2 separate regions of the Mus musculus genome follow, and region 1 is linked to region 2. A link is a loop called in an ENCODE intact Hi-C map of the cell type or tissue named here. Cell type or tissue: gastrocnemius. All regions are shown on one strand. Each heading gives the region's core, and the rest is flanking DNA. Links, peaks and the distances in the headings are about the cores only. Region 1 overlaps Suds3 (suppressor of defective silencing 3 homolog (S. cerevisiae)). Region 2 overlaps Ksr2 (kinase suppressor of ras 2).

Evidence for each region. A loop is a pair of places that touch in the nucleus more often than their neighbours do. Peaks named below come from ENCODE experiments on the same cell type or tissue, not always from the same donor. Only the 100,000 strongest peaks of a DNase experiment are listed, where the experiment ranks them.
Region 1: a loop joins it to region 2, with 4 times the contacts of the local background. A loop is called at or near these places in 4 of 42 quality-filtered maps.

Annotation. Positions count from the first base shown.
Region 1 is chr5:117,091,172-117,103,806 of GRCm38, forward strand. Suds3 (suppressor of defective silencing 3 homolog (S. cerevisiae)) reads right to left here. Exons shown (of 12, transcript NM_178622.5): 7 at 9,429-9,524; 8 at 8,306-8,367; 9 at 8,130-8,151; 10 at 7,100-7,205; 11 at 3,739-3,823; 12 at 507-1,860. The coding sequence ends at 1,762. Among named protein-coding and RNA genes, the nearest start is that of Suds3, 19 kb to the right of the region's middle. In gastrocnemius, for the core only: CTCF peaks have their summits at 3,435 (motif pointing right), 5,698 (motif pointing left) and 8,764 (motif pointing left); DNase peaks (open chromatin) are centred at 3,416 and 5,718.
Region 2 is chr5:117,488,790-117,501,424 of GRCm38, forward strand. Ksr2 (kinase suppressor of ras 2) reads left to right here. Exons shown (of 20, transcript NM_001312914.1): 2 at 11,924-12,064. Among named protein-coding and RNA genes, the nearest start is that of Gm42013, 11 kb to the left of the region's middle. In gastrocnemius, for the core only: CTCF peaks have their summits at 5,395 (motif pointing left) and 8,445 (motif pointing right); DNase peaks (open chromatin) are centred at 4,462, 4,697, 5,387 and 8,443; H3K4me3 peaks cover 924 bases; H3K27ac peaks cover 442 bases.

The sequences.
Region 1 (12,635 bases), core at 2,217-10,216, 400 kb before region 2:
TGAAGTTGTCAGGAGGGCACTGATTTGGGAAGAGTGTAGGGGAGACAGCACACAGACACTGTCACGGATGAGGTTTCTTAGGTCGCATGGCCTTGGGTGACCTCTGAAGTTACAGACGACAGAGGCGCCCGTATCCCCATCCGCAAAGTTACTCCACATAAGTACAACGCGGTGACCAGGCACTGTAGAAGGAGGATAGTTTGCTACTGTCTCACCCCACCCCCACGGGGCCCAGCCCCTCCAATGAAACACACTTCCACATGCAGTACTGGAGGGCAGGGAAGGCAAGGCCATAGCTAAAGTGTCCTAACACCCTTAGTGACAAACACCAGACACATCGTGGGAGCTCCCAGCAGGGGTGCACGGTGGTGAGCACAGAAGACTGGGGTTCACCTCGGCGACCACTGGGGCTGTCAAGATGCTTACAGTGTGGGGATCCCGCAGTACCTGTGGTGACTGTGGGGTGGAGGACAGTAGAAGGCAGAGAAGAAACAGACCACGTGGCAACTTAGTGAATAAACATTGTTTATCCTGTTTTCTTAAGAATCCAATGGGAGAGCGGCCATAAACAAAGTGATTCTGTACAGTCTTCCGTGGAGGCACACGACTTCCTGTGGCTCCCCACACCCACAGCAAAACAAGGTGTGGACAGCCTACTGATTGCCCCGAGATGGTGACAGTCGCTCGGATCCGCTTCTTCTCTCGTGGCCTGTGGCGGCTAGAGCAGAAGGAATCTCCTGCTCAGCCACACCAGTCATTTCTCCAATAAGAGGCCCAGGGAGCAAGAGGGCCATGGCAGGTGGCTTCGCTGGGGCTCAAGCAGCACGCAGACTTGGCAGCTGCAGCATGACAGAGCTCTCCTTGTCACTAACGTGGGACAAACCTCGGGGGAGGCTGGAGGTTCTTCGATATTGAGCGGTCCAGTACTGCAGTGGGTCCAGCTGCAAGAGCGAGGCACCCACCTTGCCACCGCAGCTATGGGGAAGGGAGAACCCACATCACAGTAGGGCACGTGATGAGATCCTTGTAGCCACTGGGAGCCAGAGGAGTTACAGACGGAGACCTCTGGAATTCCCACTTCTTCCACCCTGAACAAGGACGGGCATACCTAAATGAATCGTGTTCGCTGGAAACTGCTCAGAGCAGTGACTTAGCATGTTAGGGACATGCCACCCCTCTCCCCCACCCCCAGCCCCATCCGTTGGCTGCAGTGTCCAGGGTGAAGACACTCACGCAGTCATTGGAGTAGAAGCCCAAGGCAGATAGATGTTCTATATCATTTATTTCTCCAAGAAAGTGGAGCCAGGAGAACCCTGCCCCATGCTTCCGGGCCCAACTCGGCAGGCAGGCACACAATCTGCCCAGCAGATTAGGCGGGAAAGCATACCTGCTGCTCTTCAAAGGCCTAAAGATAATTGTTAAAACGAGCTTCCCTTCAAACTCAAAGGAGGTCTGAAAAAAGGATCAAGTATAAACAAAACGAGACAAGAGAGGAATTCAAGGAAGGTGGGTGAACCCCTCTACTCCGAAAGCAAGAGTCTCTCTGGTGACTGAGTTCTGGAAGAGGCCGAGGCAGGAGAGAGCGGCACAGAGATGGAGGTGGCGGCCATGTGAGCGCCCTGAAGACTCCACAGTGCTCCCCATGTCCCAGGCCAAGGAGCTAGTCCCGGTAAGTTAAGAATTTTCTATTAAGAAGAAAACAAAACAAAAATAAAAACCACTCCAGAGAAGGGGTCAAGGGAGGAGGAAGCTCGTAGAAAGTCAAGCCGCTGACCGCCGGCGGATCACGAAGAGCCCACGCTGCAGCTGGCCCACGTAGATCCGCATCTTGGTGCTGTCGCTGGTCTTCCTCACCCAGATCTATGGGGACAAGACCAGAGAGGGTGAGTGATACGGACTCCGCACGGCGTGGGTGTGGCCGTGTCGTGTGGAGGGCCGCTGTGGAGCACCCACACCTCTAATAGCGCCAGCTCCACTTCTGCCTCAGCCATCAGGACTCTGGACTTGGTGATGGTATTTTTCAACCCCCAAAATATATGCAATCTGGAGCAAGAGTTTTTCAAAGCAATTTAAAAATATTTCCCTTGCCCCAAGGAAATTCCCTCACTTAACCTTCAGCCCCAGTGGGGGTGTTCTATGAGCTACTTCACCCACAACAGTCCTGTGGGGGGCACTTCAGGTGCTCCACTCACAGTACCTCTCCTCCCTAGCTTTCCATGGCTTGAGAAATTAAATGGCCTAAGGCAAGGTTTGCAGCAAGCCTGCCCTCACAGGGCTCTGCAGAGAGGGCTCCCCTCCCCTTCTCAGGCGTCAGGCTGTCTGTTTACTCCCAGTCTCCCCTCATTTCTAGTGTGAGTAATGAGTGCCCAAAAAGAGTAAGCAGAGTGTAGCTTAAACTAGAACAGGCTGAAGACCCAGCATGAGGCTAAGCCTCCTACTAGACTGTTTAAATAGAAAACTGACCCTAAGGGGGTCACCCACCCACTGGCCCACCAGCCAAACGTGCTCACAAAGGCCAAGCAGCTCCAGAGTATGCGGCAATGGGTCTGAACATGGGCTGGGACACTCCCAAGGACTGAGGCTGCCCCTCATCACCAGGCACAGAACTGTGACTCTGAGGCATGGTCCCTTTGGGAGCCCTTGGCACCACACTGGGTCACTGGACTACACTGGCATTCTGTGACAGAATGTGAAGGTCTTCATTAGGTCCCAGAGATGCCTGTGTGCTCCACAGAGCAGCCCACCATGCAATTGCAAGCCTTCTTGGCTAGGGAGCACCATGTCTTGGTGGGGAGCACCATGTCTTTCTGGTGGACTCCCGGCACGCCTCTGGCTTAGAGGCGACTCTCACAAGCAGCCTAGGAAACAATGAACGGCTGGCTCTCCTTCATCTGAGGCTATCTCCAACTTCCAAGCAAACTATCATTTTGCAAACTGGCCACATTTGAGAGCATTTTTGATTTCAGAAGCTGAGAGAATTCTGGGGGCTTAAGTTATTTCATAATCCAGTTTCATTAGATTTACCGTGCACTAACAGAGGAGAGACGCATAAAAATCAATTCCTCTGCAGACATTTGTGACTGATAAAAGATCAAGCCAATGCGGCTATGAAAGTTTCAGACTTTTTAAAACTTATAATTGTATGGGTGCGACACTGCTGACATCTCCTCTTGAAGGGCCAGCAGGAGCCCTAGGGCAGTCCCTAAGGTAGCACACGAGCCGCTCCAAGTGCAGAGAGGATGCCTGCCTGGCAGCTCAGTCCTGTCAGACTAGAAGAACAGCCAGGAGTGGCAGGCCAGCAACACCAGCACCCAGTTACTGAGCATGCCCTGGGCCTGGGCCTCATGCCCAGTGACCCACTGTCCTCACAGACAAGTATGTTGGGATGTAGGAAGGTGGAGTAAGCTCCAGACAAACGCCACTGTCAGCCTGCAGCCACTAGAGGACACCAGAGTGCTCACTCGCAGTTTGCTCGCTCCAGCTCAGTGACTCTCAAATCTGTAACTGCACAAGAGTGCACCATGGCCCATACAGAACTGCAGGACCCGGCTCAGGCAGGCAGAGAGGCTCAAGGGTACTGCTGACGGTTTCCCCACATAGTGCTGACACCCCATCCCCCACCCCAGGAGACAGGATCGCACTGCACTTCCCGGTCAGGCTTTTTATCAAGTCTGTTATACTTTCAACACTTCTCAGAGCCATTTGCTCTCGTGCTCGGGGAAGAGATCGGACGCCTACCTCGTTGGCTCCCACTGAGCTGATCACACAGCTCAGCTTCTGGTTGTCCTTAGATTCCAGGTAGATGGCCTGGCTCTTGTGGTACCTGCCAAAACCAGGACACAAACAAAATATCAGGACGGAGGGAGGGGCAGGAAAACAAACACCACAGTGACAGAAACCATCACTTCAACAGTCACAGCAACACACAACCGAGGAAGAGCACGGGCTTCAGAAGGAGACAGACAGACAGGCAGACAGGCAGGCTTCCACCCTGACACTGGGTGTCAATCATTTTCTCCCTTGTTTGAGACAGGGTCTCTCACTTAACCTACAACTCTGATCCTGCTAGACTGCTGGCAGGTGAGCCCCAGGGAGCCTCGGCCGCAGCTTCCCCATCACCACAATGATGGTGCATGTGCCACCATGCCCGGCCTTTTACTCGGTGCTGGGGATGCAAACCCAGGTCCTCACGCTCACACTTCCTGACCGCACATCTTCCCGGCTTCAATAAGCGCGTGTCTTTACGCAGAAAGGTAGAGAAAGCTCCCTTCTGAGCAGGGCATTGGACACAATACAGACAGGGAACACAGAACCACAAGGGAGGGCCAAAGGAGGGAAAAGTCCCACAGAGCGGGAAAAATCAACTCAATTCTACGTACTATCAAAAATCCTAATGTTATCATAATAAAATTAACTTCATTTTCCAAAACCTGACCCACTCCACAGCTCTAGAGTCTCAAGGGACCCCACTGCCACTGGAAACAGGCCCTGTAGTCAGGTGACAGCAAGAAGGCACAACCTAGTCAGCAAGGAGAGGCTTTGTCTCTGGTCACATTTGCAACTTCAGATTTAAGGCAGGGCAAGGAGAGGAGAGGGAGAGAGGGGGAGAGAGGAAGAAAGAGAGAAAATGCGTGCGCACGCACGCATACATACACACACACACTGTACTGCCTTTAGCTAGCTATTTTAAAATCCCAGTTCTCTCCAGAGTGTCTTCTGTGAGGGGTCATTAGTCTACATCAAAGCATAAGGCACACTGACAGCGCAAACTAAATGACACGGAAAGCAGGGATGGAGGCGAAGGTGGGATGCAGTCAGATCACGCCAAGATGGAGCCCTAACCCGCACGGTCCTGGGGCCGTCATTAAAGCCCCGAGGAAAGACACTTTGTGCCTCTAGAGGAGACATCAGGACTCAGAAGCTCCGTCAGCCAAGGCTGTGTCTGTGGAAGGGAGGACAGAGGAACCCTCAAGGGACAAAGGGACAGCAGCAGAGAGCGGGGCCTGATGGGGACAGGCTGGTTCTAGGCAGGGGAGGCCTCCAGACAGGGCTTCCCAAGCCCCCTGCAGTAAGAACGGGGCAGGGCAGGCCCAGCTGTCAACTCCATAGGACTGACTCTGGAGTCAAAGGGAAATCACTAGACCAGGAAAGAAATCGACATCCTGGAATGTGGGTAGCAGCACAAAAAAAAACCTTCAAATTTCAACGAAGAGGCGAATGTCTGGGAGACACCATCTTTCGGACCTTTTCTGCTTATGCAAGGAACCTGGTGAGTTCTGACACTTCAAACCAGAAGCCCGTGCTGAGAGGGCCGCATGCCAGTGGTTACAGGTTTCTCTTTTTTAAAAAAAGGGAGGGAGAGAGGAAGGAAAAGGAAGAGGAAGAGGAAGAGGAATAGGAAAAGGAAAAGGAAAGGAAAATTTTACTACATTTTCCTTCTCAAGACATTTCATAATTTAGGAACAAGTCCAGGAAGACGGAGAGTGGAGGCCACAGTTACGAAATGAACGCCACCTGAAATATCACACTGGCTGGAAAACTCACAGATCCATAGAACCATTAGCCATAAATCTCGCCGTTCCCAAAGGCCATTCTTACATGTGGGCCTGATCTTTAAAGGTTATTTGGTTTTCATTATTACAAACATTAAAAAAAAAAAAAAATTCTCACTTTGCCTCTAGTGTTAGGCAGCTAGGGGCTGCCACCTAGTGGTGCCAGTAACAAACAACAAGCAAGGCCAAGACAGGAACACCCATTGACCCACAGGAAGACCAGAAAAGAGCCACCAGTCACTGCAGCAGGCTGACAGACACTAAAACAGGTTCAGGCCCGACTTGATCTCTATGCTTCCAATGGAACAGTCTGCATGGAAGGATCCACATCCCAGATTTGGCCAACAGGGAAAAAATATCTGTATTAACATAAGCCTCAGAAAATAAGCCTCATGTGTCAAAGTGACATCAATACTGGGATTAAAATTATTAATCTATTAACTATTAACAGATTAACTATTAAACAGAGCATATTTACACAACATCTGTACCGCAGTTGATATAAGAAAGATGGAGTGTGGGGTGGGGGGAGGACAAGCCACGGCAATTGTGGAGGCCAGAGGGGCAGCTTGCTCCGGCCCCAGCCCCTCTGCAGTCCCAGGATTCGTTTTTATGTGCACGCTGCAGTTTGATGCCGAGAACTGAGCACTATGGTTTTGGCCCTGAGGTGCTGGGTTCCAGCATGGACAGTGAGAGTCGACTAGACATGCCAGGTAACGTGTGACTGCCACCAATTCGCAGGGCCACCGCCTGTCGTCAGCTTCTGGCTAAATGAAAACACTAAGACAGGAGCTATCACAAGGCTGTTGTAAACAGTAACGACAGAAGCTCTCTACTGACCCACACCCCTTCCACACAGCCAAGAGAAAGTCAGGGCATAGCCATGTCCACGTACGGTGCCTGCCTGCCCAAGACATTGAACAGTGTTGGACTGGGATGTCTAACCGTGTTTGTTGAATGGATAAAAGTATGAGCTTCCAATCAGTCCCAGGCAACCAGGACGGCTCATCTAAGTGTTTTAGGATATAATCTCCCAACCACACTTCCTAGAATACCTTGAAAGTGACAAGAACGTCTGAGAAAAGGGTCAAGTGAAAAGCATCTACCCTGAGACCCTGCAGCGTTGAGAAGAGCGCCCACCAGGCTCAGGTAGCAGAGCCTCCTCCAGCCTGGTTAGAGCACAAAATCCTCCTCTCCTGTCACCTTTAACACAGAGGAGGGGGTGGAGGAGGACATATATCCTGTCATGGTTAGATGGGGACAGCCTGAAACCCTAGTGTGGAGATGGCAACAAGGTACAGAAAGACCCAGGGGACACATGTGGAGAAACACTGCTCTGTGACCTCAGAGGCAAGCAGCTACCAGCTGCACTCAGTATTCAAGACTCCGAGTCTGGGCCACAGTCCCAGCACCAGCAAAAGAAATTAAACTAACATACAGAGAGGTAAGCTGAGAAAACACCGAGACATCATAGGCTCGCCCGGCCCCAACCCTCCAGACCGCTCTTCAGAGGCCACTGTGAGCAGTCCACCCGCCCCACAACTTACCATCTCTTATCATAGTACAGTTTGCCATCTTCTATCCGAGCCTCAAACCTCTGGGCTGGAGACTCTGCAGGTGTGGCAGGCAAGTGTTCAGGAGAGGATGGGGAAGCTGGAGGAATTAGAGATGCCAAGACGGCAAGCAGACAAGTGAGCCTGGGCCTGAGCAAGGGGCCCAGCAATGCCACGCAGGGACTGATGCACCGGTGCGGCCACAATCCCGACCGCCAAGTCCTTGAGGTGTATATGGAAGCAAAGTCACTGTGCTGCCTGGGTTGGGTGCAGTGGCTAGCCACAGGGGCCTCTGGCTATTCACAGGGCCAGTGGCTATTCACAGGGCCAGTGGCTATTCACAGGGCCAGTGGCTATTCACAGGGGCCTCTGGCTATTCACAGGGCCAGTGGCTATTCACAGGGGCCTCTGGCTATTCACAGGGCCAGTGGCTATTCACAGGGGCCATTGGTGCTGACTGCATCCACATTTACAATGTGGTGACCCCTCATTGCCAGAGCACCACACTAACTGTTGATGTGGATACCAAATCAGCACAGCTCACTGAAAACCTCTTGCACGTGTCAAGGGTGTACATACGCCTTGTCTCCTAACGAGGACGAGGACAGCCTGGGCCTCCCTAGGACCCGAGCACCACAGACAGCTACATACGCCTTGTCTCCTAACGAGGACGAGGACAGCCTGGGCCTCCCTAGGACCCGAGCACCACAGTCAGCACTGCAGGGTCTGAGCTCCAGACAAAGTTCCCCATGGTTGCATGACTGGAACTGAAAACGGTCCTGAACCTAAGGCCCACCCGACACCCACTCAGAAGGGAACCCTTCAAGAGCCAATCAAAGGTCTCCTCTATAGTAAGTCCTAAGGAAAAGACAAACAGCACAGCTGGCTTTAAAGAAACAACACGGGAGAGACATGTTTATGATTCCTGCCCTTTTCACGACTCAGCATAATTCACTCCTGGAAACCCCACCTCCACTTTTCCAATGACAGGGTACAAAGACTGGCAGTGTCATCGGGCACTCACCTGGTCTCTTGGGTGACTTAAGCTGTAGGAAGAATAACAACAAGAAAGTCTCAGAGAAAATCATCTTAGAAGCAACATAAAGCATCAGAGATGTCATGGTGACTTTAGCAGGTGACAGGAACTTACGTCACAAAACACGTGAGCCTTTCAAGTACAGCAAAAGCGTCCCACCCTACCTTGTTCAGCGTCCTCAGGTCCTCCATGATCTGCTCGTCTGTTAGCAAGTAGTTCAGCTGAGGTGCCGAGAGTTAAAGAACTCGTGGGAAATGCATGGCTTCCAAGGAGACAGAGGCACCCAGGGACCCCAGTGCTTTGGGACTGGGGAGGCCTGGGCTACAGAAAGGCTGTTTTCAAGGTAAGACCTTGCCTCTTTAAAAAACTGACTCTCATGCTAAAAGTCACCAGGCACAGACGAGAACTCCACGCACCCCTCGTACACACTGCTCTGAGGGGAAGAGATGCTGCTACTCAACAGATGTCGCAGGGGTGGGAACACAGCACAGCAAGGTGACAATCTCATCTAAGGGAGAAAAACACTGCTACTCCCAAGTTTGAAGCTTTCCAGACAGACACGGAAAGGCTACTCTCACAGTGGCTTAGATCACGCTGTGAAGGGGAGAGGCCTGGAGCAGCACCCTCTGCTGGTTGCACAGTACAGCCCACGCTGGGCAAACTGCTACACTAAATCTCCCAAAGAGAGTGCTCCACGTTGGCCCACTGGCCACGTCCGTGGCTATATAGCATCTTCCATGAACACCGGACCTACTTGTGGTACAGTTCACGACCCACTAGTGTAAAGGCAGGTGACCGGTAGACTACGCATGGCAGTACACAACCTACCAGTGTAGAGAGAAGCATACAACTGGTACACTACAGCAGTCCACAACCCAGAAGCAGATAACTGGTGGGCCAGGGCAGTCTGCAGCCCAGTACTGTAGTCAGATAACCGGTGGGCTAGGGCAGTCTGCAGCCCAAGAGGCAGAGGTGGGTACCTGGGACCACAGCAGGCAGTGCTGCCCTCAATTTACACATTTCACTGTAAGCTGCTTAAAGGGAGTGTAAGAACAAGGCTGTTTCCAAAAGAGCACCTTTCTAAGTAACCATTTTCTGGAAACCTCTCCAACGAAAAGCAATAGTTGACTCCAGTGCTGTCTGGAGTCAACCCCACCTGTAGGTAAGTATCTCACATATGCTTTCCCGACCTGGACTGCCGCTGGCTCGTGAGACTGTGACCCTGCATACACTACTACACACACTAAGCATAGGAGTTCATGACTCAAGCTTGGTACAAATGGATATCAGGAGCCGGTTTTCTCCTCTTGTCTGGAATGGGGACAGGATCGTTTGGTCGCCTCCGCAATTTTCTGGTCATGATGGGTTTCACTTCCATAGAATCTGTGGCAAGAATGGAAGGGGTGAGTCTATCCACCTGTCCCTGGAGCCAGCAGGGGTCCCTGCAGCATCAGAACATCCATCCCACAGACATCCCACTGCAGCTATGTGACCAAGCACACTTAGTCTATGCATGAGCCCAGCCACACTCCCGTGGCAGGCTGCAAGCCCTGTGCTTACCGGAGTCAGCCAGCTGAGCACCCAGTCACAGGCTAGGAGACTGAAAAGAGCCTGGGATCAGGCAGGTACCTCATGTCTGCTGCTCCCACAGAGGCTGCGTGCTGAAGACCATGGACATAGAAAGCCCTTTTTCAAGGCCACTGACCCCAGCCAAGGTTTGTATATGAAGTCTTTGCTTACACACTCCCAGTTTTCTTCTATATAACCCTTTGTAGCTACCAGAGGGCAAGACCGATACAGCAGATGGGGAACAGGGCCGCCTTTCACTCTGGACTTCTCTGGGGCTTTAGAGGACGGACTCCACACAGGGAAATGTCTCCTCCCCAGAAGCAGCCACTCAGATCTGCTCTCCCCAGGGGGATGGGCTGGCGTGGCACCTGAGTCTGAACCTGCTAAAACTAGCAAGAGCTTCAAACAACAGCTTCCTAGGAGTCTGGTCAGTGAGCCCGAGAGTTCAACTAGGGCAAGCACAAAATCAAACTCCCAGGTCTGAAGCCCAGACCCTGGAGTGTGACAACTGGAGAAGACATCTGGGCAGGACACGCCTCAGTCATGTAACCTCCAAACAGTTAACTGCCTTGCATTAGAAGCCTCCCTGGCTTCTGTGAGACAGGCACTACCTGGAGTTGCACGGGGCCTGCTGCCTCACTCACTTCCTGCCCCTCCCCAGGGGCAGTTCCAGCTTCCCTTTAGCGAATGTTAACCATAAAGCAAGCTCGCCCATCTCCCTCCTAAGCAGAATCTAAGGGAGTGAGCTAACCCCAAAGCAGAGGCAGGAACCCTGGCTGAGCAGAGGCTGGGAGACAGAGGTCACTATGAGGTTCCATCCTGATGAGGGGAGAGCCCACCGTCCTCTTGCACAGCGCTGACTATAGTTAACTAGGTAGGTAACATTGAGCATTTCAGGACAGTCTCTGGATCCTGAGATTGTCAGTGTTTCCACTAGGAAACGGCGGCTAAAGTGGGGAGACGTATCAGTTGGTGAGGGATGCGACCTAGCGGTAGAGCACTTGCCTGGCATCATGAGGCCCTGGGTTCTACCCCCAGTTCTTGAGATGAAGAACTTACTATTTGTTTAGCGACTTGGGTAAAATAACAACAATGATTTGAAGCACACACTTCATTTGAGGCTTGCAGCAGACAGAGTGCGCGAGACAGGGCCCCACAGGACACACAGCCTCATCCATCTCCAGCAGACTAGCAGGCTCACCCATGCTGTCACACGTCACAGCAGCAGGGGTGAGCACATGGAGAGGGGGCAGGGAATGAAGTCTGCATCAGGTGTTTGGAGGGCAAAGCATGCTTGGAACAAAGGGACCAAGCTCCAAGACACCCAGGTCGCCCCGGGCAAAGGGCTGACATTGAGATGGAGCCCACCCGCCCCAGGTCAGGTCACCACATCACCCCCTACCTCACCCCCCACAGATCTTTCTATGCATCTTTCCCTGACTCCTAAAGCCCCTTCCACTGGAGCATCAGGCACTGCCCGATACAGCCACACTACAACGAGCCTGTCTCATCTTTACCTCTCCTTCCTTAAACCTGGAAGGTCTGGGAACTCCCCAATACTGTCTCCAGCCAGCAACCCGACCTCCCCAACTCAGTGGAGTGGAAGGAGCCAGTCTAATGCAATTAGAACAGACTGGCTTCGGTACTAGCTAGGTTTTTTGGGACTATAGGGACTTGGGGCAAGAGGCTGACTTCTGAGTCCATTCTGCCAATTTCAAACCTGGAAAATGACACCCAAATCCAGCAAAACTGTGCAAGTGAATGGCCTGCTAGGTGCCAGGCATCTGTTCTGTGCCAGCCGACCCTCCAGACTCCCCACTCCCCCTCACCGGGCAAGACAAGGCCCCTCAGGAAGAGGCCTGTGAGCCTGCTGAGGCGCCTGACACAGGAGATACCCATGAGATTTTTACCTCAACTATGGCTGCTCACAGGGCCAGCTACACAGCCAATACTTCCTAAAGCAACTCTGTGGGTTGTACTGAGGTCATGAGTAGCATCCAACAAGGGCTGGAGGGTTAGTGGACACCCTAGTGAGCAAATGTCAGGAAACAACACGAGCCAAGCGGCAACCAACTGGCCTTCCAGTCAGAGGAAAGGCAGACTGAAAGTGACCAGGCCTGGGCTACAGAGAGGGCTCAGACAGAGGACCCTGGTTCAGTTCCCAGCTCCTCCTCAGTCAGCTCAGGACCACCCATGATGCTGGCTCTAAAGCATCTGTGGCTCTGGGACTGCAAACACGTGGCATAAGCATGTGCATGCACAAGGGCACACACACACGTGCGCGCACACATGTATGTACGCACGCACGTACACACACAAAGATAAATCCGAAGAATAAAAATGGTAACACCTCTGATGCCTTAAAGGGCCTGGGACCTGTCTGGTTATCAATCTGGGTCACTTATAACCCTGGCCTCAACATCAAAGGCTCAACAGAGAGTGGCCCAACAGCCCACGGGCAGGCCCTGGGGGTGTTCCCTGGCACAGCGCCCCCCCAACACCCAAGTCTGCAGGAGGCAGCTAGCCCAGCAGCTCCACTTGCAGCTCAGCACACAGCGACTGCATGGAAAGCTAGCCCTAGTGTGCCCAGTGCCCGGGAGGCTGAGGAGACCGAGGACCTCCTGCTACTCCCCGGGGTCCCAGGTCATAAGTGCTGGACAGAGCAGATGGCCCAGAACACCTGCTTCCTTCTTACGGCCTCCCTTGCTGGCCTCTCCTTAACTTTCTAAGAGAAATCTCGAGGTTGAAAAGGCCATTTTAAGACATGGCTTCTGTGGACGGAGCTGGAAGCGGTCGCCTTGTTTCCGTCCATCCAACAGCACCATCTGTGGAAGGCCATTATCCTTCCAGCTTCAGTGCCTCCCACCCGCCTGCCCTTCGCTGCCAGTGCGCTCCACGCCAAGGTGCCAAATGGCTTGAGGAAGG
Region 2 (12,635 bases), core at 2,206-10,205:
ATCATTTGAACCCCAAGCTCCTCGCCTTGGAGCCCAGAGCCCAGTGCACGGCTCTCAGTTCCTCCTGTAATCTTTCTTCACTTGGGCGGTCAAAGGGCAAGGTTGGGGCAGACCAAAAAAAAAAAAAGCGGGGTGGAGGCAGAAGTGAGGAGAGATGCTTTCTTCAAAGCCTGATAAACCTAGCAGGATCCCTGGATCCCACATAGTGGAAGGACAGACTGACTCCTGTGAGGTGTCCTCTGACCTCTGCACGGCTCTCTTGCATGCGTCTTCCCCCTCAATAAATAATATTAAATAATGAAAGCATCGAGGACGTGGCACTGTTCCCAACAGCGGTTCCACTGTCTATTTAGTAAAAACATCCCTAGGGGTTGGAGAGATGGCTCAGCGGTTAAGAGCACTGACTGCTCCTCCGGAGGTCCTGAGTTCAAATCCCAGCAACCACATGGTGGCTCACAACTATCTGTAATGGGATCTTCTGGTGTGTCTGAAAACACTAACAGTGTATTTACATAAATAAATAAATAAATCTTTTAAAAAAATCTATTTTTGTTCCTGAATTATTTTTGCTAGCTCATATGTGCAATTTACAAAGTAGAAGTTAGAGTTCAGATCTGGATCTTAACTAGTTAAATACTTTCAAACAATTTCAAATAGCATTTATGTGTTTGATATATGGAAAATTTAAGCACCTTAATTATTGATACACAAGCCTTCTCAACTATGTAACCCACAGCAGCTTTAGGAAATAACTTTGATGAGGGCCTACGAGATGGCTTAGCACATAAAGGCGATTGCTGCCAAACTTGGTGATCCGAGTTTGATTCCTGGGACCCATGTGGTGAAGGAGAAGAACTGACCCACCCTTATCTGTGTGCTGTAGAGTGTTCAAGCCTGTTCACCCACACATGTGCTCTGAGAAAACGAACAATCACATTTATAAGCCCAGACACGTGACCCAGTGTGTGGCTCAGCTCTGTGCTGATGTGTGCCAGACCTGGATTCATTCTCGAGCACTAGAAAAAGTAAAATATAAAACAATTCCCTAAAGATGCTGGGTTTTTTGGTGAGGCCATACCTAAATTGAGGTCAGTTTGATCTGAAATCGAGTGTCGGAATCAGCTGTTCAGCTGAACAACTTCAGGCCAGAGTTGGAGAGGTTGTGTTAACCTTGCTACATTCTCTTGGGTCAGAAGAATATAAAAGAATTGCCTCAAATATACAAACCGTTTAACTCAGACATCACTCTGGTGGGCTTAATGATCTTTAATGTGTACAATGCATCCCAGGTCTTGACTGAGTCTAAGATCTCATTTTAATGAGGGTCTTAGCTTCATCCCACCGAATTAAAGCTAAATCCTGATGAAGCCTTTAGTTTATTTGAGGGTGTCAGAGTCTCTCATTGTCTCAGTGAACAGTGATCAAAGATTTCAGCAAGGATGTGAACTGGATTTTTTTTAATTTATTTTTTTAAATGTATGTATATATGTAGTATGCATGCATGTGTGCCTGTTTGAGTCTATGTGTACCACATGTAAGCAGGTGTCCATAGAGGCCAGAAGGGGCGCTAGATACCCCTGAAACCAGAGTTCAGGCAGTAGTGAACTACCCAGTATGGGTGTTGGAAATCAAACCCAGTCCTTTGCAAGAGCATTAAGTGATGTTAACCCCTTTGGTCATGGATGCTAAGGTAATACATTTGTTCACTATGTTGATTACATATGTGACTTAATTTTAATTTCGCCATCATAGTCATGAACAGCGCTAAGTTGTGAGTGTCTTGGGCACTGTGGTATCAAACAGAACATGGATTTGGGTTTCTCTGGGAAGCTTCTGAGCTGTTACCCTGGTGTGGCTGGCTTTCAGTACATTGCGTTTATTCTAGGTCATTCTGGTCTTTATCTGGTCGTAATTGTTTTTAAAAAGAGTTATTGATTATGTATACAGTGTTCTGCCTGCATGTATACCTGCAGGTCAGAAGAGAGCACCAGATCTCATTATATACGGTAATGAGCCATATATATGGTCCTCCTGTCTCCGCCTCTCCAGTATTAGGATTACATCCATGTACCCACACACCTGGATTTCCTCTCTTCCCTGTGGTTCAGTAAATGGTTGGTAAGGCTTTGTAGATTGCTTGAGGAGCGGGGCACACCTTGCCCAGATGTTTTTAACTGTTGCTTGGCTCTGGCTCCCAGACTCATAATCTGCCCAGGGTCACAGGCATAGAGATCAGAACTTCTGCCCTGCGCCCTGGGCCCCAGGCCCTTGGTATAACATCCTCCCACTGACCATTTCCTTTCTCTTTTTACCTTCTAATACATTGACCTTTCTCAGTTGGCGTGGTTCAGGATGGAGGCACCAAGAGTGGCTCCCCACTGTCAGTGAGCACTTCCTTTACAACATGGCCCCTGGTGAATCCGTAAAGAGGGAGAGAATTACAGCATGTGTCTAGGGGATAGAGCAGGTGGGAGGTCATTTAGACTGATCAAATTGAAATTGGATTCAACTTAGGCTGGGGTGGTTTTTTAGAAGTTGGATGGATTAGGTAATGCATCCGCTGCCCTGAAGCCAGTGCTGGCCCACAGAGGAGCCGGTGCACATTTTGGGTGCCTCCTTGATCCAGAAAAGTTGGAAATGCTTGCAAGGGAGACACAGGTTAAGGTTGTTGTTGTTTTTTTCTAGACAGGGTTTCTCTATATAGCCCTGTCTGTCCTGGAACTCACTCTGTAGACCAGGCTGGCCTCGAACTCAGAAATACACCTGCCTCTGCCTCCCAAGTGCTGGGATTAAAGGTGTGCGCCACCACTGCCCGGCTAAGGTTGTCTCTTATCCTTCTTATTCCTGTCCCTGTAAGGCACTACTGACTGAGCGTTGTTTCCTTGCCCATCTGCATCAGTGTCTGCGTGTGCGTGCACGTGTTCTATAGCTCCTCATGGCTGTAGCTGCAGGAGTCAAGGAGAGGCAGGCTCTTCCACCACACTGACATCAAAAACAGCATCTTTGAGCTTCTTGCCTTTCCCAACTGTCTGGGAGCCTTGTTTAGCTGGAGAGAGAAGCCCCTGGTCCCAGGAGTCCCAGGGGCTTGGAGTGGAGCCCAGTGGGGGCTTCGTGTGTGTATTTTTAACAAGATCCCTGGGGTGGGGGTGCCCTAGCGAGCAGAGTCTGACACTCAGGGACAGAACAGGCTTGGGGCAGTTATGTCCCATTAGCTAGGCTCATGGCCTTGGGCGGTTCAGTGGTTACTCAGTGCCTCTGCTCTCTTCGCTCAACCCTTAAGGTACAAAGTATGACAATCAAATTTGGTATTAGTAAAGTGTTTATCCCAGTGCCTGGCACACTGTAAGCCTTATAGCTATGAATTCAACCATGACTAGATTATTTTTAAATAATAGTTGATGAATTAATAGCATGGTTATCAATAGACTAGTAGATACAGCAAGTATGTCAAAATCAACAAGTGTCAATTTTGCTGCAAATTTAATAGAGATATGGTTATATTTCAAACTCATGAATGCACGACTCTATATTACATTATAAGCATAACCATATTATGGCATCAGGCTGTTATAACATAAACGTTAATATTATAATAACATTGATGCTGGGGAATGTAGCTCAGTGGGTAGAGCACTTGCCTGGCCTGCATGAAGCCCTGGGTTCCATCCCCAGCACAGCACAAATGACATGAGGCGTTGCCACATCTGTATGTCTAAGCATACAGGAGGATCCAGAGTTCAGCATCACCCTCGGCTACATAGTGAGTTTGAGGCCAGCCTGGGCTACACAAGACCTGTCTCCAAAACATATAAAGAGTGTAATAATGTTCCTGGAAGAAATACCGGGGAACTGAGTGTCTATACTGTGAACCTTTGGCTCTTTGTAATGTTCCTTAACAGTAAGAGGAAAGATAGAGACAAAGTTGGCGCTGGAGATATGGCTTTGTGGTTAAGGGCAGATTGCCTGTATCCAATTCCCAGAATTTATATTGACCTGTTTACCTCTAGCTCCAGAGCTCTCTTCTGGACTCCATGGGGTGGGGTGGGAGGGAGGGAGAGAGAGAGAGAGAGAGAGAGAGAGAGAGAGAGAGAGAGAGAGAGAGAGAGGATGGAGGAGAGGGAGAGGGAGAGAAAGAGAGATGGCTGTCAGCTATCCTCAGCACAAATCAGTGGGCAATGGGATGTTCTACATCCCTTGACTGCCCCTGACTGACTGCACCCTGGGGTCCCCCATGCCTTGGGCTCCAGTCAGGGCAGAAGACCCAGGGTTCTCCTCAGCAAGGACCTCGCCTCTAGATGCAATAGACCCGGTTGTTTGAAACCTTCTCAGTCAGACAGTTCTCTCTCCTGTCAGCTGGCCCCTCGTGCAGGGGTGTTATGACAATGGTCGCCCTGGCAACCGCAGGATGGCCTTAGGCTTCTGGGTGCAGTGATTTCATTACCCAGGCGGGTTTGACAGCCTTAGAGCCTTGGCTACACGGCCAGGGATCCCGCCAGTCCTGCCCAGGCTGTACTTTGAGAAAGAACTCAGGGTTTTATTTCTGGAGGTCTGGTGGCCATTTCCAGCGATGTGCGTTTTGTCTAAATGCCAGGGAACACGGGCAGAAAACCCGCACCGGCTGATGGGGGTGTGGTGGTGGGGAGGTGTAACCATGGAAACCAGTAAACAAGATCATCCGTGATAAGGACGTGGGGGTGTGCGTGCGTAACTGGGTGGGCCTAATTTGGAAGGGAGAGCTCTGCAGGGTGGGAGGGTCACATCGCTGCTAGGATTGCCTCCAGATGATAGGAGCGACAAGTGCAAAGTCAGATCCTGTGGTTTCAGGCAGTTCGAGGCTGCAGGAATGGACTGTTCAAGGGCTGCCTGCATGCTAGCTGTATGACGTTGTCCCACACGTACCTCGGGGCGTGAAATGAGCCCCACATGTACCTCGGGGCGTGAAATCGGGGCGTGAAATGAGCCCCAGCCCAGGCTGGCTGGGAAGTTCACACAGGCTTGGAGGATCCAGGGCAACCCCTCTTCAGTGTTCCCCGCACCCTCCCTATTTTTCCAGACGCCTCTTTTTTTTTTAGCGAGATGTGACATGGCTTTGAGCAGGACCAAACCAAACGCCTGTGTATTTCCTACAGGTCTCTGTAGTTCGTCTTAGTTTAGGTACCGAGTGAAAAGTTTCCTGCTTAGGGATTTGAGACGCGGTTATTTTTAGAGCTGTCACATGTCTTGACTTTTAATTTTTTTTTTTTTTTTTTGGTGTGTGTGTTTATGCTGCTAAATTTACCATCGTGCTAATGCGGAATACAGTAATAAGGTGCGGGGGATGCTTGGTTTGGAGTCTGGGCCTGCAGACAATTTCCATTTGCTGTGTGAGGTGCCAGGCTTCCCTCTGGTGTGCAGATGGAGAATTGCACCCTAGGCTCCCTGCCTTGCTTGGAACTGCACCTGTGACCCTTGCAGGGCCTCAGAGAGTGTGCACCCTTGGACCAGCCTTGCTGTAATTTGAAGGTGGACCCTTTAAACTAATTTTTCCACATTAGCTCTGCGAGGACTTGAATTGAGGATGACCTAAAATTCAACTAGGCCACCAGGTAGGACGAGGCCACGGGGCGGGGCGAAGCCACCAAAGGTGTTTACCATGTGACTGTTTCAGTGGAGAAGCAAGGAGAGGACCCCAGAGAGAACATTAGATGTCCCAAGATCAGATCCTGGCCCTGCTTTGGTTGTGTGACTTTAGCGTGGGAGTCTAGCACCCCGGCCTTCATTTCCTCCTTTCTAATACACTTCCCATAATGTGACCCCTACATCAGCATGCCAACACATTCAAAAGAAGAAACATATAAGGAACCATTTAAAAATATAATTTAGCCGGGCAGTGGTGGTGCATGCCTTTGATCCCAGCACTTGGGAGGCAAAAGCAGGCGGATTTCTGAATTCGAGGCCAGCCTGGTCTACAGAGTGAGTTCCAGGACAGCCAGGGCTACACAGAGAAACCCTGTCTTGGAAAACCAATATATATATACTTTAGTGACGTTGAAGGATTTAATTATTATTACAGTGTTTTTCTATTGGTTACGTGGCTCAAAGCAAGGACCTCCTATACGCTGGCCATATGCTCTGCCACTGAGTTACACTTCGAATGCGAAAGGACTTAAAATTAGGAGCTGATGTTCACCCCAAGGGGACCTTACTGCTTTGCACACCCTCTACGGGGAAGATTTTTGTGCGGAGATTTCTGTGGGCAGTACTTCCGTAAAATACAACAAAAATGGCTCAGGAGAAAAGGAAACGGCCAGAGTAAGGCTGGCCTAGAAAACGGTCGGACTCGGCGGATACTTAAGGACTCTTGCCAGAGAGCTATGTGCCCCTAAATGCTCTCATCCCTGGGCTTCTCTGAAGGGAGCATCCAGGGGTGTGGTCTAAGAAGCTTTGCGCTTAAAACCAGCTCCCAGAACTGTGTGAGAAGGAAGGAGGAGGGGCCTTGCTGGCCTTAGCAAGCCCAACACTTGCGCTGTTACTGTTTTGTGCTAGTGGATTGTTGCTGGGTAAGAAGCCAGCGCTCGGCTGCCCGGGCTGACCCTTGGCTGTCCTCCCTTGGCTCTGACCACATGGCCTCTGACACGGTGGTTTGTGTTTGCAGTGTTGTCTTCCCACAGATGGATGGGGGTGATCAGCTCAGTTTTCTCCTTTCAGCCCACAGAATGGTACCCATATATTTAATTATGTGTGGGTCTCCCCACGGTGATTATTCTCATCTAGAAACCATGGGATTTCTGAAGCCTGTTAGCTTGTCTGCCAGGATGGAGAATCCCATGCTCAGTGAGTTAGACTTGGGTACTCGGGTTCAAGACTTGGGTGAAATTTGTTGGCCTTGAGCCTTGATGACCTTGGGCCAATGACGTAACTCTTCCGGGCTTCAGTATTTTTTTTTTTCATAAAGTGTGGAAGGTTTAAATAAATGATTGCTGGAAGGTGTCCATCAAAGGACCATAACTGACAGCCATGAGAGTGCCGTGTGTGACCGTAGTCTTGGGGAAGCAAGATTTTTAGGTAAATTTATTGTCATTAAACTGGGGCTGGAGAGATGGCCCAAGAGTTAAGGAAACTCACTGCATCTCAGTTCCCAGTGTCCGCATGTGGCTGCTTACAACCACCTGTAACTCCAGCTCCAGGAGATCTTATGCCCTCTTCTGGCTGCTTGAGGCTTCTGGATATAATGGATGCAGGCAAGCACATACATATAAATAAAATACATTAATACATCGAAAGAAGAAACTGACACTATCAAACCAGGCATCACTACACACATCTGTAATCCCCAAATTCAGGAGGCTGAAGCAGGAGGGTCAAGAGTTTAAGTCCAGCCAGGCAGTGGTGGCGCATGCCTTTAATCTCAGCACTTGGGAGGCAGAGGCAGGCAGATTTCTGAGTTCGAGGTCAGCCTGGTCTACAGAGTGAGTTCCAGGACAGCCAGGACTACACAGAGAAACCCTGTCTGGAAAAACCAAACCAAACCCAAACAAACAAACAAAAAACCCAAAAAAAAACCCAAAAAAAACCAAAAAACCAAAAAACCAAAAAACCAAAAAAAAAAAAAAAAAAAAAGAAAAGAAAAAAAAAAGAGTTTAAGTCCAGCTTGGACTTAGCAGTAAGACCTTGTCTGAACACATGCACACACATGCACACGCACACAGACCCACACATACACACATATAAACACATGCACACACATACAGACACTCATACAGTCTAAGGGTCTGAGCTCCCCTTTGTCCCGTTCATTGGGCTTTCCTCCACGTTAGTAGGAAGATCATAGATCTGCAAAGACCTTCTGAACTCTAAAATCAATGAGAACAACCATGGATGGCAGCTGATGTATCTGAGTTTCGGTATGTGTATGTGACGTGCATGGCACATGTGTCTCACATGTTCGGATGGGGGCTACCCATGCACATGGAAGCCAGAGGATGCTGTGGAGTGGCTTCTCTCGCCATCTCGCAGAGGGAGTCAGCCAAATCCAGAGCTCGCCCATCCAGCTGGCTCGCTTGCCCTGCCTGGGGAGTCCTCCGTCTTCAGCTCCTAAGAGCTGGGATCCTAGGCAGGCCACCATACCCAGCCAGCTTTTATGTGACTCGTGGGGATCCCAATTCCAGTCTTCTTACCTGCACAACAAGTGAGACAGGACAGAACAAAACTGGCCGTGCGCGCCCTGTGCACACACCTGTGTGGTGGGTGTTTGAGAAGGGAGGATTCAGGGAACCTAGATGTTGGCATCATGTGTCTGGATATTAACACGGTGACAAGGCTTGCCGAGGGGGAATGTCCTCCACGCTCTGCCCTTTGTCTCCGTATCCCCGTCCACACCACGTAGCCCACTCTTCTAGCATGTTCTCAAAGGCAAACCTAGACGTTAGACGGCTATACGTTCCTCACAGTGCCAGCAGGGGGCGCACATCAGTACAGAGGAGGAGACTAAGAACAACCACCAACAGCAACATCGACAAGGGAAACCTGTCGCTTGCCATCACGTCACCCGACGACCGACAGCTCTCACTTCCCATGGCCCCAGAGGCGTGTTCTGTACATCACGCACGGGTTCATAGTGCTGAGGTTGGAACCTGGGTCTGCACGTGGGCTAAGCGAGCGCTACACTCCCAGCCTCCCTTTTTCTTTGTTTTTTTTTTTAATCCAAAATTTTAGTTTTTATTTTTATTTGATCTGTATGGGTGTTCTGTCTCCACGTAGGTCTATGTGCCATATGTGTGCAGTGTCTGGAGGGACTGGAAAAGGGCATCAGGCCTGGTGACAATTAAGTTTACTTGAGAGACATTCATGTTGGCTCTCATTCTCTCTCTCTCTCTCTCTCTCTCTCTCTCTCTCTCTCTCTCTCTCCCTCCCTCCCTCCCTCCCTCACCCCTCTTTCTCTCTCTCTCTCTCTCTCTCTCTCTCTCTCTCTCTCTCTCTCTCTCTCTCATTCTTTCTTTCTGATTTATTTTATGTAAATGAGTGCTTATCTTCATGTACACCCGCATGCCAGAAGAGGGCATCAGATCCCATTACAGATGGTTGTGAGCCACCATGTGGGTGCTGGCAATTGAACTCAGGACCTCTAGAAGAGCAGGCAGTGCTCTTAACCGCTGAGCCACCTCTCCAGCTCCAGCCCTCATCTTCTTATTGTCTCTTATAGAGCCTTGATTAACTATTGAAAAGAAGCAAACACTGTGCACAAAGAAACAGAACCACATCTTGTTGCTTGTTACCGTTGGGTCTCCCATTCCCAGAAACAGTCTTACTCTCCAGTATCCTGTGCTTGGCACACTGGTATTGACTGCCCCCCTCCTTCCTACTCCTCCTGCTGCCCCCCTCCCTCTTCTCCCCCTCCCCCTTCTCTTTCCCTCTCCCCCATCCCTCCCTCCCTCTTTCTCTCTAGATTGATTCCTTTTTATTTATTTCTTTCTGTTTATGAGTTTTCATCTGCATGCATGTATGTTCACCAGAAGAGGGTGTTGGGTACCCTGGAGCTGGAGTTACAGATGGTTGTGAGCTGTCTTGTGGGTGCTGGAAATCAAACCCAGGTCCTCTGAAAGAGCAACGCTCTCTCTTAACCTCTAAGCTATCTCTCCAGCCTCCAGTATGGCTGGCCTTTCTTTGGTTAATGTTGTTAGTAGGTATGGAACCAGCCAGGAACAAAAAGAAACAATGTTTCTTTTTTATCCCTGCTATGGGAACAGAGACATGGGCCAGGTCTCTTCAAAGAGCCTTGGCTAGCTCATGGGTGTGTGTGTGTGTGTGTGTGTGTGTGTGTGTGACTTGGAAGTCACATGACAGAACAAAGTGTAGCCCTAGGCCTTTCCCCCAACTCTGTTTCCTTCCTTCATTCTCTTAATCCCCAGAGGACCAAGGATCCTTCTGGAAAGAGGCTCCCAGTTTACGTTTTGTGTAGAGTGGGAGAGTCTATTTATCCAGAGGTCTTAGAAACCACTACCTACTGTTACATCATATATTTTGTCATTTTATTTGATAGTGTGTGAGCAGGGCTTCTGGAACTTTCTCCACCTATACCCCCTTATCACTGAGAAATGTTCATGCAACTGGGGTATGCAGGTGTAACCATTCTGATATTAATGCTAAGTCATAATGAAGTTATTTTAGAGTGGTTATATATGCATATATATGATGTCACTATTTATTAAAGATGAGGCAGGTGTGTGTAGTAGTGAGATGTGCTTAGAAGAAGTAGTGCTTACTTATTTTCACACAAATAACTAAATCTCGACAGGACGCTTGGTATTGGACACCGCAGAGTGTGTGAGGGAGTCTGGGCAGTTTCTTAGAGCCCATCGATATTTTGGTTTTTGGATTGTCAGTGCTGAGAACGCTACTTTGCATAAGAACAGAATACAAGTCGGTAGAAACATTCTGAGCACCATTTCAGAAAGAAATTGTGACTTTTAAAAATAAAATAAAAACTCAAGACAACTCAAACAGCCTTCTTCTTCTTCTTCTTCTTCTTCTTCTTCTTCTTCTTCTTCTTCTTCTTCTTCTTCTTCTTCTTCTTCTTCTTCTTCTTCTTCTTCTCCTCCTCCTCCTCCTCCTCCTCTTCCTCCTCCTCTTCCTCTTCCTCATCTTCCTCCTCCTTCTCTTCCTCCTCCTCTTCCTTCTTCTCCTCTTCCTTGTCTTCTGTTGTTTGTTAGGCAAATCTTCTATCACAATGGATCCACAGCTGATCTGACACTCACACACGGAGGGGCTGTGAGAGGAAAGCATTAGAAGTCTCTCGCTTTCTGCCTCGGTGGTTCTCTAAGCACAGAAAGCCCGATACACACAGCGAGACGCTGCCCTTCTGACACAGTGGTCTCAGTGCAAGCTGAGGGGCTGAGCAGCGATCACTGCTGTTGGTGTCCAGCACCCTCGGGACAAAGTGCACTTGTGTGTTCAGACCGAGGCTGCAGTGAAGTCCCAGGAGGCGACACTCCTGAGCTTTGTCAGAAACACCCCAGAGTCTTACGTGTTTGATTTGGAATTAGTTTTTGGCCATTGTTCATTCAGAAATGTTTCCACTTCCCCAAACTTTCCGGACCCTATGATCAGTTATGTACGATTCATGGTTAAGGAGCCGGGGTATGGGGTTCCTTTGTATGGCTGCTTCACGGTGATTGTGATAAGTTTCTTATTGGTGGGTCTCCAGGGTGTTGAGAGTCCTATGCTCTTTCCAGCAGAACTGTAAAACAATATCCTTGGTCACAGTTACTTCTCAAAACATGGATGCCATAGGATGAGTTTCTAGACATGGAATTGTTGGGTCAAAGCATTCATATGGTTAAAATGGTGAATACTACCACAAAGAGGAGCCGACATCCTGTAACCACCGCAGCAGAGTACCCAGGACTACCTGTTTGCCCACTTTCACCAACACCGTGAAAAAAAAAATGGGTGACATCTTAGCTCACTTTTGTGGCACTGTAACAAGAGGCCAGAAGCCAGGCACTTTATAAAGAAAATAAATGCGTTTGGTTTATGAGACTGGCAGCTGGGAGGCCCAGACAGCCTGCCGCTCTGTAACATGCTGGGGGAGGGGAGAGGCTGATTGCTATAGAGGGACCAAGCATGAGGGGTTCTAGCTTCTTAGCCACCCACTTCCAAGGGATGGTTAAGGGTTGGACTTTTGAGACTATGGTAATCCCTTCTAAGGGTGGTGCGGCTATGTCTGATCCTCCTCCATCAGGGCGTCACCTCCCACCTCCCAGTCTTCTCTGCTGCGGGCCACGTTCACAGGGACTGTCTCAGAAGGAAGGGCTGGATCTCATTGTGGTGTAAACAGTCTTTACGATACAGAGTTGGCTGCGGTTAGCAGGCGATATCAGGGCTTCTCCCGCTGCTCCCAGGGCAGCGCTTCTGAGCTGTGTCCCTGTGCTCTCTGTCTCCGCAGAGCAAGCTGGTGAAGTACTTCAGCCGACAGCTGTCCTGCAAGAAGAAGGTGGCTCTGCAGGAACGCAATGCTGAACTGGACGGCTTCCCCCAGCTCCGCCACTGGTTCCGGATCGTGGATGTCCGAAAGGAAGTCCTGGAGGTGACTGTGCCGGCCTTGCCCCCCTTGACTCTTACTGGCCAGGGACCGCACTCTCTGCTGCTTCCCAGATGACAAGGTTTGGGATATACCCAGCACAGACTCTGGCACACAGTAGGTCTTCAGTATGTGCTGGATCAAAGCTCACAGGATCTCTGATATATCTGAGAAGGGCTGTTAAGAGCAAGGTGCTAGAGTCAGGACTGTTCAGCTCTGCCACTTAAAAGGGGTCACTGTAAGCCACACATTGACCGGTGGTTGTTCATTGACTTTTTGCTAAGTGTTTGTGTTGTCTGATGGAGCAGCCATGGGCACACATGACTCCTGAGCTCATGGAGCACGAGGATTGGAATTCATGCATAGGACCAAGGGTCTGGATTGTGAACTGTATCTAATGTGAGTTACTGTGACCAGTGCTGTCCTATTGGATCTCAGAGACCCAGGATAATGGATAAGACCTACGTTCAGCCCTTAGAACTGACATACAAGAGCTGGGTGTGAGGGCATGCACTTGTGTAGTGCTGGAGAGGCAGAGACAGGTGGGTTCTTGGTACTCACTCACCAGCTAGTATAG